Linked DNA regions of Homo sapiens: region 2 is linked to region 1. A link is an interaction called in ENCODE POLR2A ChIA-PET data of the cell type or tissue named here. Cell type or tissue: OCI-LY7. All regions are shown on one strand.

The links. Peaks named below come from ENCODE experiments on the same cell type or tissue, not always from the same donor. Only the 100,000 strongest peaks of a DNase experiment are listed, where the experiment ranks them.
Region 2: POLR2A ChIA-PET joins it to region 1 with 6 read pairs; 2 of 35 experiments call an interaction of 5 or more read pairs at or near these places.

Annotation. Positions count from the first base shown.
Region 1 is chr12:56,748,165-56,750,664 of GRCh38, reverse strand. All of the region lies in intron 2 of PRIM1 (DNA primase subunit 1), which reads left to right. Among named protein-coding and RNA genes, the nearest start is that of PRIM1, 2.9 kb to the left of the region's middle. In OCI-LY7, no CTCF peak of the experiment used is centred here; DNase peaks (open chromatin) are centred at 684 and 1,124; H3K4me3 peaks cover 1,667 bases; H3K27ac peaks cover 1,789 bases.
Region 2 is chr12:57,369,490-57,371,989 of GRCh38, reverse strand. The region is part of intron 2 of R3HDM2 (R3H domain containing 2); the gene reads left to right. Among named protein-coding and RNA genes, the nearest start is that of R3HDM2, 60 kb to the left of the region's middle. In OCI-LY7, no CTCF peak of the experiment used is centred here; no DNase peak of the experiment used is centred here.

The sequences.
Region 1 (2,500 bases):
TGAGCCAAGATCGCGCCATTGCACTCCAGTCTGGGCGACAGAGCGAGACTTGGCCTCAAAAAAAAAAAAAAAGAGGGAAATAAAAGAGAATTACATTCTCTTCCACCATGGAAGTTATTCTTTTTTTCTTTTAATTGTTTATTTTTATTGAGGTCAAATATACATATAAAACTTATTATCTTTACCACGTTTAAGTGTACAGTTCAGTCATAATAAACATTTATATTCTTTTTCCTTCATACCCCTGGAGTTATTCTTGATTCCTCTCTTTCTCACATTCCCATACCCATTCTATTAGGAAATCCCTTTGGCTCTACCATAAGTGTATCTAAAATCCAGCCACTACTACCAGTGCTACCAACATTATCATCTCATCTGAATTACTGTAAAAACCTCCTAACAGTTTGCCTTTGTAGAATCTAGAGTCCATTGTCAATACAGAAGCTAGAGTAATCCTTTTAAAACAACTCAGAATCTGTGATTCCTCTGCTGAAAACATTCTCTGGTGGCTGCTCATTTCACTGACTAAAAGTCCTTCTCTCCCCCTCATTCATTCCTGCCACACTGACCCTTGCTCAAGCTGTTTCCACTGCCTAAAACCCATTTCTATACTTGGTTCATCCCCTCACCTCCTTCAAATCTTTGCTCAAATAGCACCTTCTCAGTGAGGTCTACTAAAACCTGCCACTCCTCCCACCCCCTGCCACTGGTATATTCTAAGTACCCTAGAAGAGTGCCTGGCAAGAGACAGTACACTATAAATATTTGTTGAGTGAATGAACAAACCAAAATTGCCCTTCTTCCCCTTCTCAAATATATACACTGGTGGGTGGAGGGAATACATACATAGCATAATAGCTTTTATGTGGAGTTTTTCATGTTATATAACTTGTTACTTGTATCAATCCTCATTCTTTTTACAAAGGAGGAAACAGGCCCAGAGAACTTGAATAGTTTGCACAAGCTCACACACAATTTCTAAATGATAGAGCTGGCACTTAAACCCAGGGTTTCTGACTCTAAATCCCAGACCCGTCTCTCATCATCAAAGTAAGGGGAGAAGAGGTAATAAAAGGCAGGCAGAAAAAAATACTTTGGAGTTGTTTTACTTCCCCTTTATAGGTTGAGAATAAAACTGAAAATGAACTTCTAAGAAGGGTTAGGGTGCCACTCTCTACTTCCTTCTCCTTAATTTCTAAAGGGAGAAAACGTCTCATTTTTTTCTTGGGCCAAGACAGAAGCATCTATAGACCTTTATTTACTTTTTGTGTTTTGTTTTGTGATTTTTGTCAGTTATGTATGCACATGGTTTACAAAATCAAGTACTTCTATTCGGCTTTTAAAAAATCTGCTACCAGGCTGGGCCGGTGGTTCACACCTGTAACTCTAGCACTTTGAGAGGCTGAGGCGAGCAGATAACTTGAGGTCAGGAGTTCAAGACCAGCCTGGCCAACATGGTAAAACTCTGTCTCTACCAAAAAATACAAAAACAGCCGGGCACGGTGGCACATGCCTACAGTCCCAGCTACTCAGGAGGCTGAGGCAGGAGAATTGCTTGAACCCGGTAGGTGGAGGTTGCAGTGGGTCAAGATCACGCCACTGCACTCCAGCCTGGGCGACAGAGTGAGACCCTGTCTAAAAAAAATTCTGCTACCCTTCCCCCTCATTTTTTGCTACCCAGAAGCAACTACTTTCTTTCTTTCTTTTGTTGAGACAAGTCTAGCTCTCTTGCCCAGGCTGGAGTGCAGTGGCTAGTCTCAGCTCACTGCAATTTCTGCCTCCCGGTTTCAAGTGATTCTCCCACCTCAGCTTCCCGGGTAGCTGGGATTATAGGCGCATACCACCACACTTGTCTAATTTTTGTGTTTTTTAGTAGAGACGGGGTTTTGCCATGTTGGCCAGGCTGGTCACGAACTCCTGACCTCAAGTGATCCACCCGCCTTGGCCTCCCAAAATGCTGGGATTACAAGCATGAGCTACCACACCCAGACCCAGAAGCAACCACTTTCTTTTAGCTAAAGCTTTTTTTTTTTTTTTTGAGACAGAGTCTCGCTCTGTCATCCAGGCTGGAGTGCAGTGGCATGATCTCGGCTCACTGCAGCCTCCGCCTCCCGGGTTCAAGCGATTCTCCTGCCTCACCCTCCCGAGTAGCTGGGATTACAGGTGTGTGCCACCACGCCTGGCTAATTTTTTGTATTTTTAGTAGAGACGGGGTTTCACCATGTTAGCCAGGTTGGTCTCGATCTCCTGACCTCGTGATCTGCCCGCCTCAGCCTCCCAAAGTGCTGAGATTACAGTCGTGAGCCACTGCGCCCAGCCCTGTTCAGATTATTTAGAGAGAAATCTTCTAGCTTCCTGCCTGAGTTGGTAGTGGAAGAGTACAGAAGTGGGTGGAAAGGGCTGGGTCTTAACATTCCACATATAAATGTCTAATTATTCCCCTAATATCAATTTGTAATATCAATACAACACACTCTTCAATTGTACTTGTTGTCCAAGT
Region 2 (2,500 bases), 620 kb before region 1:
AGGCTGAGGCAGGAGAATCGCTTGAACCCGGGAGGCGGAGGTTATAGTGAGCCGAGACCGCACCATTGCACTCCAGCCTGGGCAACAAGAGCGAAACTCCGTCTCAAAATTAAACAACAACAACAAAAAAGGACAATCTATGATATGTTGTAAAATCATTCGGACTTTTGGATTACTGTTATTTTGTTTCAGCAGCAGTGGGACAGAGAGAAGCTATGCCATATCCTTCCCTTAGACTATGCTCAAAGATATTATGTTATACTGGCTTTTCTGATGATATTTACTTTTTGTTTTTATAGTTGTTGCATTGATGTTACTCATTTAGGAAAGGTGAAAGAGAAATCCCTATGAGAAGCACAATGTTAAATCAAGATTCATTTTAGTTATAAATATGACCTGGATATTTGGAGATATCTTGAAATTCTCTGTTTTGGGGGTTTGGGTTGTGGGGGATTGGCTTGTTTTGTTTGGGAGTATTTCTTCTCATTGCCTGTCTTCTTATCTTACTACAGACTATAGGCTTGGAAGAAGAATGACAAAACCTAAGCACAAGGCAGTTATCTTGAATGATATTTCTTACCTTTTCTGTTTTGCAGGACATCAGAACTGATGTTTCTTTTTTGTTTTCGTTCTATTTTTTTCTGCATCCTGTCTTTCATGAAAATATTTTTCTCTCCCTTGATATCACTGCTTTTTTCTTTTTGATATATGAATACACAGCTACTCCTGTGTTCTTTACTTCTTTAAACAGTTAACCCTTTTATGTTACTGTAGGCAGAAAAAGGGTAGCTGTTAATCATTTAGGCACTGAAGAGGGTAAAACTTTGTTTGCCTGCCCTAGTTTGTTGGGTGTCTCTGAGTTTGTGTGTGTATCTTAAAAAAAAAAAAAAAAAAAAAAAAAAAAAAGTAATGGTATATATTTGGTTCCCATTCTTGGAGTAATGATGAAATATTTTTATATTTTGAACCAGAACAAATTTTGGTCTTCTGTTGCTGCTTCTAATCAGTTCTACTGGCCCAGAAACTGGCATATCACTGCTCAGTGATTTCTTTTATTATCATTCCATTCATTCCCCTGTAACAGTGGCTCTCGGTTGCATAAATCCCATATTTCTCAGCAGCTTATATCATCTTTGCTCACTGACTGCTGTCCTGACATTAGCTTGTTTCTTTGGACTGTGTCAACTAAGTCAAACTAGACTAAATTTACTATTTTTCCCTTGTGCTTTTTCTCCCTTCTTAGTTATCTTGCCCTCTGTATTAGTCCATTTTCACACTGCTATAAACATACTACCTGAGACTGGGTAATTTATCAAAGAAAGAGGTTTATTTTATTTTATTTTTCTTTTGAGATGGAGTTTCGCTCTTGTTGCCCAGGCTGGAGTGCAATGGCGCGATCTTGGCTCACCGCAACCTCCACCTCCCGGGTTCAAGCAATTCTCCTGCCTCAGCCTCCCGAGTAGCTGGGATTACAGGCATGCACCACCATGCCTGGCTAATTTTGTATTTTTAGTAGAGATGGGGTTTTTCCATGTTGGTCAGGCTGGTCTTGAACTCCCGACCTCAGGTGATCCACCCCGCCCCCCCCCCCCGGGCCTCCCAAAGTGCTGTGATTAGAGGCATGAGCCACTGTGCCCAGTAAGGTTTAATTGGCTCACAGGAAGTTCCGCGTGCCTGGGGAGGCCTCAGGAAACTTACTGTCATGGTGGAAAGGGAAGCAGGCATGTATGTCTTCGCGAGTGCAAGCAGGGGAAATTCCAGACGCTTATGTATTAAAACCATCAGATCTTGTGAGAACTCACTCACTAGCATGAGAACAGCGGGGGGAACCGCCCCCGTGATCCAATAAGCCTCCCTCCCTCACACATGTGGGGATTATAATTCAAGATGAGATTTGGGTGGGGACACAGAGCCAAACCATAGCACCCTCTCTTTGCTATTACTCCTTGAAAAAGCCAGTTGAAAATTAACATTTTTTAGGAAACTTTCTATGATTTAGGCTATCAAATTCTTATTAATTTATATGTGCTATTTTGTATTTATTTAACCTTCTGTTTTGAAGGTGCTTATAATTTAAAGCATAGTCCCTGCACTCAAAGAGTTATCTTAGGAGAAACTAAGAAATGAATTGACTTCTTTTTCTTTTATTACTTTGAATTTCTGTTGCTTTTAAATTTCATATATATATTTTTAAATTCCAGATTTCAATAGTAAGGGCAACAGCAAGGATCTTGTTTCCCGTGAAATCTTACGAACTGTTCCTACTGCCCTCATCCATCTTACCATGGGGCAGACTTGTTGGATGATAGGGTAATAGTGTAGGAAAGAGGGATCTTAGGTGTTGGGGATTTTCTGTTTTGTGCCTTTTCGAATGGTAAAAATTCTAAGTATTTATAGTCTTACTTGAAATTACATTTTGGAGACTAAAATGACACAAACTACAAATTGAATGTACAAAAAAAGACATGCTAGATTTCTGAAATAGCCATCCAAGTTTTCG